Linked DNA regions of Homo sapiens: region 1 is linked to region 2. The links are chromatin loops, found by intact Hi-C in ENCODE. Cell type or tissue: GM12878. All regions are shown on one strand. Links, peaks and the distances in the headings refer to the core of each region. The heading gives the core; the rest is flanking DNA.

Region 1 (8,483 bases), core at 300-8,299, 810 kb before region 2:
GTATTTTTAGTAGAGATGAGTTTTCACCATGTTGCCCAGGCTGGTCTCGAACTCCTGTTCTCAAGTGATCCGTCTGCCTTGGCCTCCTAAAGTGCTGGGATCACAGGCATGAGCCACCGCACCCAGCCTAAGATGGGTATTTAAAATGTTGACTATTAGCAATAGAAAATACTCTTTGCTTTTTGAATGATAAGGAGGTTTGAATTATTTGCTTTTGTTTTGTGCAAAGAAATAATTATAATGAGAAAATTTCCTTTTTCATGGGTTAGGTATATGGAGGCATATGGAGGCAGTAAATCTTGAAGATTTTTTCTTTTATTTTTCTGTAATTTTTGTGTCATGTAAATTTTGCTGATCTCTTGTGATTCATAATTAAATGGGTTAGATGCCATTCCACTAATAATCATTACCAATAAAGAAGTTCAAGAGTTTCTCCAGTTTCATACAAGGAGTAGCTATGGACAAGGAGAATTGGATCCAGGAACTTTGTTTCATTAGTTTTCTTACACCTCTGACATATTTTGTACTCTCTCTCTCTCTCTCTCTCTCTATATATATATATGTATAAAACATATATATAAATATATAACATATATGTGTATATATGTTATATACATATATATATATATAAAGTGTTCTCTTTTAGGAATCCTGGAAGATTCCTAAAATCCTAAAATCTCTTTTAGGCATCCTGGAAGATTTCATATATATATATATAAAGGGTTCTCTTTTAGGAATCCTGGAAGAACTCCTCCCAGATAAAAAGCATTACTGTATTAATAGATGATGTAAACTTTTTTTCTGAGGTGTCATAAAGTAGAAAGTTGAATATTCCAGCTTTTTTTTTTTTTTTTTAAAAAGGGAAACTTGAATGCTTTGATCATTAGTCCCTTGAGTCTCATTCTTGTTTGGAGTTTTATTTTCCCATTCCTGATCCAGTCTGATGTTCTTTGTCTGCAATTCAATCTCTATTGCTTTAATCATTTTGGATTGTACCAATGCCTTCTCAGTAATAAAAGAAATGGGGAGCCAGGCTTGGCATGGGACAAGTCTCTTCAGCTGCAGTAAGACATTACGTATGAGTTGTCTACCCACAAAAGGGCCCACTGTCAGGTTAAATTAATGAGCTGCATGTTTTAATCATTAAGGTAATAGCAATATGTGGATTATTTGCCTAAGTTTTAATCATTTCTGTTTTCACCAACTAGGTCATCAAACGCTTTCTTTTAAGAAATCTTTCTATTTCATAGCAGAGAATAGCTTCTATGTGGGACAGAAATAAATGCTTCAGAGTCCTAAAACACTAAACAGCTCCAGGGTTTGGTAAAATTTAGTTATGCCTTTGTCCGTCAACACAGGAATTTGGAGGGACTGGCCGTGGTCACCATTAGCAAATGGAACCAGCATGAGTTCCAATTTGCAAAGAGTTGAAGTAGAATAGGGGAATTTTAGGTCTCAGCAGCTGAGGTGGAAATGAATTATTTTGTGGACCATGGGCAGCACTGAGACCGGGTGAGTTGAAAGAGATACTGCTGACTATGCCTGCAGGGGATCTGATGGCTTTGCTTCCACTGGAAATTGCTTTGTACAGACTTTCAACTCACAGTCTGGTATCTGCATGGCAAATGTTGGCAAGAGGACTTGCTGTTCTCAGGAAAGTCCACAGTAAGTAGATCAAGACACAACTTCTACAGCTGATTTTTCTAATAAAGCCATGCTTCCGAAAAGGAGGGATGAGTTTTAGCACCATTTTCATTTCTTCTTAGATATTTAGGCTATACCCAAGTGAAACCTAGAGCATAGGGTCAAAAAGAGAAAAATCCAACTTATTACTTATATCGTTGGGGTAATGCCAAGCACACGACTCAATTGATTTTTGATCGAATTTGCTAAATTAAAACAATCATTTTATGAACTCTGTGATAGTACTGTCCAATGTGTTACCACAGCATTTGTTCGTAACTCAAACATAGCTCTTCCTATACGTGTTATAGTGAATTACACCATTTAGCTATGTGCTTCCAGAGGTCAGGGACAGTAACATATTCATCTGTGTGTCCTCACGTCTTTATACAGAGTTGATGATCATAGAACATAATTGACAGTGTAGGAATCAATGGAGAGTTTCTGCTTTCCTTTCTGGAAACTGTGGTGTGGTGGGAAACCAAAGGATATAGGGGGTGGGTTTAGAAATATAGAATTACAGATGAGAAGGGCTCTCAGAGATCACATAATTCAACACTTTCATTTTACGGATGAAGAAAGTGAGGTCCAGAGAGTTTAATGACTTTTCAAGGTCAATTAGTTGGTGGCAGAGCCAGAATGGAGGTGACACTGGAACTAGCATTTACCAGAAGCTGCTATAGACTGGGCATTGTGCTTAACCTGTGCTGTCTGATTCATCCATTCTTCTGTCCTTTTTTTTTTTTTCTTGAGACGGTGTCTTGCTCTGTCACCCAGGCTGGAGTGCAGTGGCGCCATCTCGGCTCACTGCAACCTCCACCTTCTGAGTTCAAGCGATTCTCCTGTCTCAGCCTCCCAAGTAGCTGGGATTACAGGTGCCCACCACCACACCTGGCTAATTTTTGTATTTTTAGTAGACATGGGCTTTCACCTTTTGGCCCAGGCTGGTCTCAAACTCCTTGACTTCAAGTGATCCGCCTGCCTCGGCCTCCCAAAGTACTGGGATTACAAGAGTGAGCCACCGCGCCCAGCCTCTTCTATTCTTTTTTACTGATTTATCCATTTTCCATGTGTTTGGAAAAGGACTAACATTATTTATTTTGAAACTAAATCATTTGGAAAAAATATTAAAGTACATATTGTATTTAAATATTTGCTTCGTCCTTGTTTCTAGTATAGATCTAATATTTTGTCCAGGTGAGAAAAATAAAAGACAATCTGGCAGCTCTGTGTGGAGTGTATTTCCCATACAGGCAGCCTAAGGATGATTCTTGCTGAGAGTTGAGACAAAGATATTTTACCATAATTTTGCTCTGAGTTCTAACATTGGCCAGATACAGTTGCCTAAAAATGTGGCAAAAAAAGTTTAGGTCCCAGCTACTCGGGAGGCTGAGGCAGGAGAATCAATTGAACCTGGGAGGTGGAGGTTGCAGTGAACCGAGATCGCGCCACTGCACTCCAGCCTGGCGATAGAGCGAGACTCCGTCTCAACACACACACACACACGCACACACACACACACACACACACACACACAAAATTTAGACACACGAACCCATGTTTTTGATGAAAGAGGAGTCAGATTTTCCCAAAGACTGAATTCACCGTGAATCTGTTTGAAGAAGAACCCACCTCATAGATTTCCTAGCTGTAGAAGGTGTTGGTATAATTTTACCGCAATTGAGTTTATTGTCAATAGAGGGCGCCAAAGGATGGAAAAGTAATTACTGATGACTGGTTTGTTTCTCCAACTCAATTCGCCAGTACATATTTTTTTGAAAATAAACCTTTGAAAAGTCATCTTTCCATCTTTTTTTTTGTTTGTTTGTTTTGAGACGGAGTCTCCCTCTGTCACTCAGGTTGGAGTGCAGTGGCGTGATCTTGGCTCACCGAAACCTCCACCACCTGGGTGCAAGCGATTCTCCTGCCTCAGCTTCCTGAGTAGCTGGGATTACAGGCACCCGCCACCACACCCAGCTAATTTTTGTATTTTTAGTAGAGATGGGGTTTCACCATGTTGCCCAGGCTGGTCTTGAACTCCTGACCTCAAGTGATCTGCCCGCCTCAGCCATCCACAGTGTTGGGATTACAGGCATGAGCTACTGTGCCTGGCCGTCTTTCCATCTTGAAAAGGGAGAATCAGTACCTCTGTCCACATGTGTACTGTCATTTCTGCCCATCCAGGCAAAGCCAAGCTGAACAGAGCACAGCCTGAAGCTGGGCTTTTGTATATGGGTAGTCTCTGAAGTTGAGAAGAAGTTTCTACTCCTGCTTTTTTTTTTTTTTTTTTTAAACCAGAAGATCCAACAGCTTTACGTGCACCAGTCCTTTAATTGTTAGCAATTCACATTCCAATTCCTGCCATATGGCAGGCACATTGTTAGTTTCTGGGGAAACCAGGTACTAAAACAGAACCACCTGCATGCAGCCTACAGTATAGTGGGCAACAGAGACATTAATGAAACAGTCACACAGGCATACCATCAAAAATTATCTTGACAAAGTGGTGTTTGAGTTGAAATCTGAAAACTGAATAGGTGCTAACTAGGCAAAGTAGGGAGGGTGGAGGAAAAATACTCCAGCCACAGAGAACAACAGGGTCCACACGTCTGAGCCAGGAGGGAACATGGGCACTCCAGGAGTAGAAAGCCAGAGTGACTAGAGCCTGGGAAATGAGAGTGAGTGGCTGAGGCTGGACGGGGGGCAGAGTCATATCATACAGGGACTTAAGGCAGTGGCATGGAGTTTGGATTTTGTTGTCTGTGCCAGGCAAAGTTCTTGATAAGTGGTGATATGGATAGATTTATTTTTTAAAAAAGATTTCTCTAGCTATTTTGTGGAGAATGGATTAGAAGAGGGCATGATCATGAGGAGGCTACTGCCACAGTTCAGATGGGAGAGTGGCAGAATGTGGTGGCTTGGACCACCATGGTGATCATGAAAATGAAGAGACATGAATAAAGAGGGAGATAAAATTGGCTGAACTTTATTGTGGATCAAACATGGTGGTGAGGGAGGGGGTGGATGACCTCTAGGTTTCTGACTTGCAAAGTGCACATAGGTTAGAGTTTTCAAACTTGGAAAATACAGCTGGTGGTGTTTAGGAAGTGTTGTCATTACTGATGTGAGGTGGAAATCAGGAACGTAAACACTCGACAGTAGCTCATTGGGCAACCCGAGTTCTGGCTGTTGGTCTTTGCACCAAATCTCTAAACTTCTGTCATTCAGTGGACATTTCAAGCAGAGCTAGGAATGAGCAACAGCATTGTAATGTGATATTTAAATACGTAGCCTATACCAGCATGTACATATGTATATACATAGAAAAATTCTGGAATATAATTAAACCATTAACTGTCATGTTTGAGAAGTGAGAGGGAGTTCCAATTTGAAGTCCAGATGTTACTGTGTTGTTTGAAAAAAATTAAAGTAAGGCTTAATTGGTCTTCTAATTAGCAAAACTCATAAAATCCTGTCATTTGCAATAAAAAGCTTTTCAGTTGAGAAATTCGAAGCCCTTGTGGAGCCCCAATAATCTCTCACCTCCATTAAATTTCTCTACAGGAATTTAGAGAATCTTTCTATTTTGGGACCTTCTAGCCCCAGACAGCATAGATTTTTCTCACTGCAGCTCATTAGAGATGCTCAGAAAATCAACTTGAGGACAAGCTACAGAAGCCCTCCTGGTACCCTTTGATCTTTTGAGTAGCAAATGTGTCATTTGTAGCATGATGGTCCAGTTCTTATGTGAGGCTAAAACAGAGCCATTTCAAGATGCTCCTGAGACTCCCTGAACTCCTACTAACTACTAGACTTTCTGCCAATTGATGTATCAGTTCTGCCATCTCCCCCGGGACATCATTTCCACTTGCTTGGTAAATAATTAGCCCGGCTGCCTTTGGCTATAGCAAGGATTATAAATATTTTAAACACTGCAAGTGATTGAAACTGTTTCTATTTGATTTTGTCTATTCCTCTGATGCTTTGGGTAAAAACTTAACTCTAAGTAGGAAACATCTTTGGGAAGAACAATGTTCTAGGTACGAGAGGATGAGGTGTTGTATAGGCTGCTAAGGTCATCGGGCATTCAGAAACATGCTATAAGCCAGTAGTTTGAACCTGTCCAGTTTTAGCTCATACTAACCAATTTTTCTCACGTGAGAGAGATAAAAGACCCCATGTCCTAAGAACATTTCTATGCTTATAGGAGTTTTTAAAAAATAGACCCTATTTTTTTTTTTTGAGACAGAGTCTTGGTCTGTTGCCCAGGCTGTAGTGCAGTGGCGCGATCTTGGCTCACTGCAACCTGTGCCTCCTGGGTTCAAGCGATTCTCCTGCCTCAGCCTCCCAAGTAGCAGCCTCTCCTGCACCACCATGCCCGGCTAAGTTTTTATATTTTTAGTAGAGACAGGGTTTCATCGTGTTGGCCAGGCTGGTCTCAAACTCCTGACTTGTGCCCACCTCGGCCTCCCAAAGTGCTGGGATTACAGGTGTGAGCCACCACACCTAGCCACAGAGGGTTTTTAGAGCAGTTTTAGGTTCACAGCAAAACAGAATGGAAAGTTCTTACATGCCCTCTGCCCCCACACATGCATAGCTTCCCCCAACATCCTGCACTATAGAAGTACATTTGTTACCATCAGTGAACCTACATTGACATATCGGTATCACCCAAAGTTCATAATTTCCATTAACTTTCACTCTTGGTGTTGTACATTCTATGGGTTTTGAAATGTATAACGACATGCATCCATCATTGTAGTATCACACAGAATAGTTTTATTGTCTTAAAAATTCTCCATGCTCCTCCTATTCATCTCTCTCCCTCTACCCACTGAAAACCACTGTTATTTTTACTGTCTTCATAGTTTTGCCTTTTCCAGAATGTCATATAGTTGGAATCCTTATAGAAATTTAAAAATAATTCCTCTTACAGTAAGTTATAAAACATAAAAGTTCCCATTTATATAATCAATTCTAATCTTTACAGTGAATTCTTTGTGATTACTATGGAAACCCGATGTCTTAACTAAACCATGTCTGTATCTTACTAGAGGCTCATGGACAACCTGGTGAGAGCCACTGACCCATGCAAGGCAGGCAGGGAAGTTGGGGCGGAGAAGATACTGGTATGTTGGATAGGGGATCTATCCAGAGATCTGCAGAGTATTTGTTCTCAGCTCTTTCAATGTGACTTGTGATGGAAATAGTAACATGTGCCTATTGATCCAAAAAGTAACATACTACAGTGGTGTACAAAGTAAATACTGTCCATGCTTTTATGCCCCAGAAATGACCTCTGTTAACAGTTAATGTATATCCTTCTGTACTACAGGTGGGTTCATACTACACTTATTATTTTGCAACATGCTGATTTTATGGAAGAGTGTATCATGGTCCGCTTTCCATGTCAATTCCTGAAAATCTCATCTTTTTAAAGATATATAAAAATTTATTTAATCCTCTGTGGAGGTAACTTGGATTATTTTCAAATATTTGCTGTGAAACACCAGCAATAAAGATTCTCATGCCTCTTTGTACATTTGATTATTTCCTTAAGATAAATTCCTAGAAGTGAAATTTTTGGATCAAAAGATAAGCATGTTTAAAAGTTTTTTTTATTTGTTGTGTTTAATATTTTTATACATGTTGCCAAATTATACTCTTACCAAAAGCATATGGGAATACACTTTTCTACATCCAAGTCAAGAGAAAGATTAGTCTTTCATCTTTGCCAATTTGTTCGGTAAAAAATGGTTTTAGTTTTAACTTTTTTATTCAGATATTAATGACGTTTAATTTTTATTTCAGTGCTGCGTTATATAAGTATACTTAGATTGTTGTGAGCTATGTATTTGTGATATGCATACTTTATTGGGATAAGTATTATATATTGGCCTTTGCACAGGGGTGGGGGGGATTTCTTTCTTTTTTGAGACAGGTTTTCACTATGCCACTTAGGCTGGAGTGCAGTGGTATGATCCTAGCTCACTGCAGCCTCAACCTCCTAGGCTCAAGCAATCCTCCCACCTCAGCCTCCTGAGTAGCTGGGACCACAGGCATGTACCACCATGCCTGGTTAGTTTTTAAATTTTTAGTGGAAAAAGACTCTCCCTATGTTACCCAGGCTGGTTCTGAACTCCTGGGCTCAAGAAATCTTCCTGCTTCAGCCTCCCAAAGTGCTGGGATTACAGGTGTGAGCCACTGCACCCAGCCAAGGTTTCTTGCATATCTGTTAGGCTGCTTAGGGTTGCAAATAACAGAAAAGCCCAAATCAAATATGTATAGATATATTTGTATTCTCTCATATAGCATGAATTCTCTAACTAGGGTGTACAGGGTTGATGAATTCTGCAGATCAGTACATCCTCAGTCATTCTCAGTGCTTTGGCTTAGCTCCCCTCATGCATGCCAGATGGCTGCAGTAACTCCATGTCTCACATGGAAATGCTGCAATATCCAGTGGGAGGAGAGACCATTTCTTTCTACCTATCTTTATCCCATATCTGAGGAAAAGTTTTTCTCAGATACTTCCCTCCTCTTCCTAAGGCTTGCTCTCACATCTAATTGGCCAAAATTCTATCAGGTGTCCATACTTCCACTAGTCAATGGCAAGAGGAATGAGAACACCATGACTGATCCAAACGGATAAAGATTCTCCCTCTGCAGCTGCAGCAAGGCCCACCTTCCCTGCAGTCCATGGCTGGGGGGAGGAAATCAGCAGTGTTTGCTGGAGTTGGAGTATGGATAGGAAAGCAATGGGAGATCAGATGGGAGAGGCAGAGGGGAGAGGATTGGGA
Region 2 (8,483 bases), core at 329-8,328:
TTCTGGGTTCTCTCTTTCGTTCAGTTGGTCATTTGGCTTTTCCCTATGCCAAAATACTATCTGAATTATTATGGCTTCATCATTAGTTTCGATATCTTGTTGGCCAAGTTTCCATTTTTAATTGAGGCATGCCATGGATATTCTTGCTTTTCCATAAATTTCAGAATTATGTTGAAATTGTCATGTTTCACAAAATTTCTATTGATATTTTGATTGTGATTATATTAGCTCTCTTGATCAATTTGAGGACAACTGACTTTGAAAAAAATTGAGTTTTCCTTTCCATGAACACAGCCTATTTAGATCTGAGTGTATTTTAATAACGTTTCATAACGTTTCTGTACAGGCTTTATTATTATTCATTAAATTAATTTTAGGTATTCTATTTTTGAGCTATTTAAATGGAATCTCTTTTTACATTAAATTTTCTTTGTGCTTGTTATGCTCTAGAAATGTTTACTGAGTACTTGTTAGATTTTTATAGAAATGCAGCTGAATTTTGCATAGCAATGATATGGTAAACTTACTGCTTCTAGTAGGTTGTCTTTGGAATTTTTGTATACACTATTGTATCATTTGTAAAATAATGAAGTCCTTTGTCTTCCTTTCCAACCTTTCATCTTTGATTTATTTTTCTTGTTTTTCAGCGGGAAATTAATAAAATGAGTAGGAGAGTGCACAGTCCTGGAGATATTGCTTCACTATGCGAATCAATCCTGGTCCTAGCAGTTTGGCACCACCCGGCGGTGATTGTCCACTCCAACCTAAATATTGACGGGATTGATTCCGGGCCTGTAGTTGACTGGACGTCAGGAAAGCAGTAATGATTCCAGGAAATTCCTAGCTAGATAGTGCAAATTTTGTTGGCCCAGTTTGGGAATATTGAATGGGGCAATTACTGAGCAAGCGGGATTCGAACTCCACTTCTCCTGTGGATTTTGTGCTAGTTTGCTGCCTGGCTGCCCTATCTATTATGTACCCTATTCCATCCCCCAACCTCAGAACAAAAGCAATATTCCTCCTCCCTATCTGTTCTACATGTAGGATAGAGTGGTGGATGGGAGCGAAACATCCATTTTATAGTTTTAGAATTTATGTTATCCTGGATATATTTCCATAAGGTTATACTATATTTAAGTATTTGTATATATTTTCTCTCTCCTTCCATTATAATCTAGGCTTCAAAAAGGTAAGGATTTTTATGTTTTCTTCCCAGTGAGTAGAAGAGTCCCTAGCCTGCAGACACTCAAAAATAGTTGTTGAATAAGATGAGTGAATGAATATTGAAATCTTCCATTATATGGTAGAGTTGTCCATTTCTTCCTGTAATTCTATCAATTATTGCTTTATATTTTTAAGGCTCTTTTATCAAGCACATACAAAACTGAAATCATTAAAGCTTCTTGGTGAACTTAGTTTTCCTTAATAATGTTTTGGGGTGATTTGTTTTTGTTTTTATATTTTTGGTCATAAACTTGTTTCAATACTAATATTCCATCAAGATTTCTTTTGGTTAATATCTGTCAGGTATATCTTTTTACTAACTTTTTACTATGTCCTTATGTTTTATGTCCCCGTATTCTAAACAGTATTTAGCTGGATTTTTTAAATACAACTGGACAATCAACCATTTAATAGTGAGTTAAGTTTATTTATGATTGTGAATATTATTGATGCTCAGTTTATTTCTAAATACCTTTAAAACCTGTTTAATCTGTTTATTGATTAAAAAATTAAACAGTTACATTTCTAGAAGATCCTTCTGTTTCTTTTTCTAATAATATTTCTGTAGCCTTTTTTGTCTACTTATCTTTATAGTTCTGTTGTTTATTTTTTTAAACATTCTATACCCAATCCACCACTGGAATAAAATTATAATATTTATACTATGTAATATTTATACAATGCTAATATAACTGGTACATATATTAGGTAAACACATATATGCCAGGTATTCTTACAAAATTAATAATATATTCTCTTTAACTCAGTGTATTCAAAATATCATCATGCCAACCAGGTACTTTTTCTTTTTTTAAGACGGAGTCTCGCTCTGTCGCTGGAGTGCAGTGGCGCAATCTTGGCTCACTGCAACCTCCACCTCCCAGGTTCAAGTGATTCTCCTGCCTCAGCCTCCCAAGTAGCTGGGATTACAGGTGCCAACCACCACACCCAGCTAATTTTTGTATTTTTTAGTGGAGACAGGGTTTCACCATGTTGGCCGTGATGGTCTCGATCTCTTGACCTTGTGATATGCCCACCTCGGCCTCCCAAAGTGCTAGGATTACAGGCGTGAGCCACCATGCCCAGCCCAGGTACCCTTTTTTAAACTTTACATGGATTAACATATTTAATCCTCATTTTGCTAACTAGTCCTGTTTTACAGATTAGGAAACTGTAGTGGAGAGAAGTAAAAAAATTGGACCAAGTCCAGATAGATAGGTAGAATTCTGAGCTGGGATTTGAACTCAGGCTGTTACTACAATATTTTGAATATTCAGTCTGATAATGGGGAGGGGAAGACAGCAAACATTGTTTTTATTTTTGCTAAACTTAAAGGCAAAAGAGCATTTGATTCTTGCTTTGTAAAACTGCTAGTGATTTTTAACCTTTTCATGTGGTAATTAGCTTTTTGCATGTCTTCTTTATCGTTCCTATTCTTTGTCCATTTTGGTCTTGGAGTCCTAAGTGATGTTTTGTATTAAAAGCTCCTTAGTGTAAAATATATTTTTATAATAAGGTATATTTTTATTTAAAGAATTTTACATTTTTACCAGGAATGAAATCCCAGTTCACATTTTCACTTCCTAAGGAAAATTAGAAGATTTGCAAAACAATTACTTTTTCGTAGAAACTACACCCCTACTCTTCCTCATCCTCATGACAGGAAATTCTCACCTGTTATTTTTAGTCTCTGAGCTCAAATTTCCATAAGAAAACACATGAGGAAAGGAAAAAGTATGTATACCTCTGTTATATATATTATATAAAATATCATCTCTAGCTCTCTGTAAAATTAAATAAAAGCTTATTATTTCAAAGAACTAAACTACTGAAAATACCTTAAACAGAATATGGCACAATTAATAAATAGATACAGCTTAGATTTGTTATTTTAAGGAAAAAATAAAATTAGAAAATATTTTAGAACGATTATATAAGATATAAAAAGGGATTATATAAGATATAAAAAAGAAATGCTTTATTTTTAAGAATTAAACACCATACAGTTCCTTTATGGAGAGATCTAAAAGCTTATCTGATGTTTAAAAACTAGAAGGAAAAAATGTTTAAGAAACTAAAGAACTATATACTCCTATTTGGAGGCTCTCAGCATTTGCCATCTATCAGACTAGATTTTAGAACAGCAAAATTTAAAAATGTTGCCATCTAGTGTTCACCTTTAGAATTATTCCCATAAAATTCGTGTAATATAAAAAGGTTACTTCAAAATATAACTGGATCTTGACTCTTTAAAATTGGAACCAGAGATCAAGAAGGAATTTCCTGAGGTAACTGAGGAGAGTTTTAAAAATTTAGGGAAGAAAGGAAGAGGTTACTAATGATTATGTATCTATACATGTGAAGACAGCTGTGAATGAGGAAAGCACTAGAATGAGAAAGTAGCAAATGCCCAGGATCATTTAGGGTAAATAAAGAACATGAGGGGAAGGTTGGGAGAAAAATCTTTGAAATGGTAGGAAAATACTGCAATTAGTCATGGAAATGTATTGGATGGGAAATTAAAAAGAATAAAATATATTGGATGTTTACAACTTCTGAAGGAATTTAGTTTGTTTTAGGTAGTAATAACCACGATTTGTTGAGTGTTTAGTGAATGCCCATGTATTAGTCCATTCTTGCATTGCTATAAAGAACTTCCTGAGACTAGGTAATTTATAAAGCAAAGAGGTTTAATTGGCTCACAGTTGCACAGAGTGTACAGGAAGCATGGCTAGAGAGGCCTTACGAAACTTAGAATCATGGAGGAAAGCGAAAAGGAAGCAGGCATGTCCTACATTGCCAGAGCAGGAGGAAGAGAGCAAAGGGGGAAGAGCTACACGCTTTTAAACAAGCAGATATCGTGAGAGATCTCACTCACTATCACAAGAACAATAAGGGAAAATCTGCCCCCATGATCCAATCTCTTCCCACCAGGCCCCTCCCCTGACACATGGGAATTGCAATTTGACATGAGATTTGGGTAGTGACAGAGCCAAACCATATCATTCTGCCCCTGGCTCCTCCCAATATTGTCTTTCTCATTGCAAAATATAATCATCCCTTCTCAACAGTCCCCAAATCTTAACTCATTTCAGCATTAACTCAGAAGCCCACAGTCTGAAGTCTCATCCAAGACAAGGCAAGCCCCTTCCACCTATGAGCCTGTAAAATAAAAAACAAGTTAGTTACTTCCAAGATACAATGGGGATACAGGTATTGGGTAAATACACCCATTCCAAAAAGGGGAAATCAGCCAAAACAAAGTGGCTACAGGCCCCATGTAAGTCTGAAACCCAGCAGGGCTGTAATTATATCTCAAAGGTCCAAAATAATCCCCTTTGAGTCCATGTTGCACATGCAGGCCACACTAATGCAAAGGGTGGGCTCCCAAGGCCTTAGGCAGCTCTACCCCTGTAGCTGTGCAGGGTACAGCTCCCTCAGCTGGTTTTATGGACTGGCGTTGAGTGCCAGTGGCTTTTCCAGGTGCATGGTGCAAGCTATTGGTGGATATACCATTTTGGGGTCTGGAGGACAGTGGCCCTCTTCTCACAGCTCCACTAGGGAGTGGCCCAGTGGGGACTCTGTGTGAGGGCTCAAATCCCACATTTCCTCTCTGTACTGCCCCAGTAGAGGTTCTCCACGAGGGCTCTGCCTTTGCAGCTGAACTTCTGCCTGAACATCCGGGTGTTTCCATACATCTTCTGAAATCTAGGTGGAGGCTGCTAAGCCTCAACTCTTGCCCTCTGTGTACCACAGGCTTAACACCACGTGGAAGCCAAGGCTTAAGGCTTGCACCCTCTGGAGCAGCAGCCTTAGACATATCTGGGGCCCTTTTAGCCATGGCTAGAGTTGAAGCAGTGGGGATACAAGAAGCAGAGTCCTCAGGCTGCACAGAGTAATGGAGTCCTGGGCCTGGCCCACAAAATCACTCTTCCCTCCTAGGCCTCTGGACTTGTATTGGGAGGGGCTGCCTTGAAGTTCTCTGAAATGCCTTTGAGGCATTTTCCCCATTGTCTTGACTATTAACATTCAGCTCCTCCTTACTTATGCAAATTTCTGCAGCTGGCATGAATTTCCCCCGCAAACAAATTTTTTTTTTCTTTTCTAGCACATGGTCAGGCTGCAAATTTTCCAGACTCTTACGCTCTTCTTCCTTTTAAATATAAGTTTCAGTTTCAGATAATCTCTTTGCTCACATATATGAGCCCATTCTGTTAGAAGCAGCCAAACCACATCTCGAATGCTTTGCTGATTAGAAATTTCTTCTGCCAGAAACCCTAAATCATCTTTCTCAAGTTCAAAGTTCCACAGATTCCTAGAGCAGCGGCACAATGCCACCAGTCTCTCTGCTAAAGCATAGCAAGAGTGACCTTTGCTCCAGTTCCCAATAAGTTCTTCATTTCCAGCTGAGACCACCACAGCCTGGACTTCATTGTTTATATCACTACCAGCATTTTTAACAGGTCTCTAGGAAGTTCCAAACCTTCCCTCATCTTCCTGTCTTCTTCTTTGCTCTTCAAACTGTTCCAACCTCTGCCCATTAAAAAGTTCCACAGCTACTTCCACATTTTGAGGTATCTTTATAGCAATGCCCAACTCCCAGTACCAATTTTCTGTATTAGTCCATTCTCTCATTGCTATAAAGAACTTCCTGAGACTGGGTAATTTATTTAAAAAAAAAAAAAAAGGAGGTTTATTTGGCTTATGGTTCCACAGGCTGTACAGTGATCATGGCTAGGGAGGCCTCAGGAAACTTACAATCATGACGGAAGGTGATGAGGAAGGAGGCATATCTTACATGGCCAGAGCAGGAGGAAGAGAGTGAAGGGGGAGGTGCTACACACCTTTAAACAACCAGATATTGTGAGAACTCGCTCACTATCATGAGAACAGCAAGGGGGAAATCCTCCCCCATGATCCAATCACCTCCTACCAGGACTCTCTTCCAACATTGGGGATTACAATTCAACATGAGATTTGGGTGGGGACACAAATCCAAACCATTATCAGCCAGGTATTATAAATGTTTTGCATATAATGCATATTTGACTTTTAAAATTATGCCGTTAATTACTCCCATTTTACAAATGAGAAAATTGAGGTACAGAAAACTTGCAAAGCTGGTAAGTGGCAAAACTGTGATTTGTGTAAACCAAGAGACTGTCCAATGTCCGTGTTCTTAATCTAGGAGGGCTATACTTATTCCTACAGTAAGTACAGAATTTAGGTTGGGGTCACTGTATAACATTCAATATAAAGTTTAGTCAACTATCCAAATAATTTTGACCCAATTTTATTATTAGGATCTAGTGTCTGCACTGGTAAACTCATCTAACGATTGCTCAGTTTTCTCTTTTACACCATGCTATACTTGTGGTAAATTTCAGTACATAAATTTGTCTTTCCAATATAAATATTTTAATACTCCTCTTTCATTTGTAGAGTATGTACATTAACTTCTTTGATAGCAACGGTAAATTTCTTCTCTGCAAATCTTGGTCCTCTTTGTTATCTCTGGTACAGTTATGGTCACTGTTACAAGCTGATCTGTGTCTCTGCCAGATTTATATGTTGAAGTCTTAATCCTCCAGTACCTCAAAATGTGACTGTATTTGGAGACAGCGTTTTTAAAGAGGTAATTAGAGTGAGTCCTAATCCAATATGACTAGCGTCCCTATAAGAAGTGGAAATTTGGACACAGATGGCTGCAGAGGGAAAACCATGTGAGGACACAGGGAGAACATGGCCACCTGGACAAGGAGAGGGGCCTCAGAAGAAACCAACCCTGAAGACTCCTTGATCTCTAACTTCTAGCCTCCATACCTATGAGAAAATAAATTTCTGTTGTTTAAGCCACTTACTCTGTGGTAGTTTGTAATGGCAGCCCTAGAAATTTGATACAGTCACTGTTTCAATTAGGGTCTTTGTTTACAAATTAAGATTCTTGCTAGTTTAAGCAGAAAAAGGATATTTCTTAAGGAATATTAGATAGCTCAGAGAGTCTTTGGAGGGTTAAAGAGTTGGGTTTGGAGGCTATGCAGTCAGAAACAATGCTCTAACCACATTGTGAGATTGTGGCAGTAAAGGCTCTGATGCAACTGGACACTAAAGCATACACCACTCACTCTGGATATGAAACATCAGGAATTCTGTCATTCTGACCTTGAGAGATGACATCTCAGCAGCTACCTATGCCAAAATGTGGATTTCCTTCAGCTCCTGCCTTGCCATGTAGCTCATTTCTGGGATGATGTCTCACATGGGTGTGTGTGATTGGGGTAGCCTAGGTTATATGCCTGTAGCTTCGCCGCAAGTGAGTGTGGCAAAGTGAGCTTTCTGGCTTCTACCATGTGGAGGTGGATTAAAAGGCAGAAAGTTGCCTAGATGTGGAAAGGGTGCTCAAAAGGTGATGCTAGGTCAGAAAAGGCAAAGGAAATCAACTGTAAAACTTCAGTAGTATGATTTTTTGGCCAGTTGCTCTTTGCTACTGTCCCTGAGAGCTAGTTATCTTTTCCACAGTCCTTAAACTTTTCTTGAATCTACTTTTTTTTTAACTGAATAAACTCTCCCTTCTCTAGAATTCAAATAACTATCAAGTACAAATAACTGAATCTTCCCACCCCATCCTATTGTATACCCTTCTAAGAAAGAAATTAAGCAGGTTAATATGAAGGTGCTATTTGTCAAGTATTTATCCCTCCCAATATTGGTAGAAGAACTTCCAACTTTCCTTAGTGAATTATTCCATTTTCCATCTTTTCTTATCATTTGTGTGGGAATAACATCTCCTACTGTGCAGCCCCTCCCCAAGTTCCAGAAGACCTGTGGCTTAGTCTGGCCAGTCAGAACATTCCATACACTGCCCTCACCCCAGCCTTGTGATAAGTTCTAGAATAGGTGGGTTTATTGTCAAGGACAGAAAGATAAGATGCAGTCCCTGGACACCTCCTAGCATGACAGACCTGCATCTCTCTGGTTCCTGTCTTTCTGCTGAAGTTTTTAGTCTAGGATGGCAGCCTGGAACAGCTGCGGGCCAAACTGATATTCCTCATTAAAAACTTTTTCCAGAGTAAAGCTGACACAGATGGACGGAGAGCTGAGGGATTCATAGAAACAATCCTCATGTCTTCTGAGCATTCAAACCAGCTGTGTTAGAAGTTTGTACTACATCTAAACTTTTCAGTTCTTTATGCCTATAAAGACACTTTCGTCTTAATTGCATTTGAATTGTTTCACTCACTTGTGACCAAAGGAGTCCT

What was found. Peaks named below come from ENCODE experiments on the same cell type or tissue, not always from the same donor. Only the 100,000 strongest peaks of a DNase experiment are listed, where the experiment ranks them.
Region 1: it touches region 2 in a loop (6-fold over the local background); 11 of 110 quality-filtered maps call a loop at or near these places.

The regions. Positions count from the first base shown.
Region 1 is chr4:108,567,619-108,576,101 of GRCh38, reverse strand. All of the region lies in intron 1 of RPL34-DT (RPL34 divergent transcript), which reads left to right. Among named protein-coding and RNA genes, the nearest start is that of RPL34-DT, 49 kb to the left of the region's middle. In GM12878, for the core only: a CTCF peak has its summit at 3,384 (motif pointing right); a DNase peak (open chromatin) is centred at 3,411.
Region 2 is chr4:107,752,988-107,761,470 of GRCh38, reverse strand. No RefSeq gene overlaps it. Among named protein-coding and RNA genes, the nearest start is that of PAPSS1, 37 kb to the right of the region's middle. In GM12878, for the core only: a CTCF peak has its summit at 3,387 (motif pointing left); no DNase peak of the experiment used is centred there.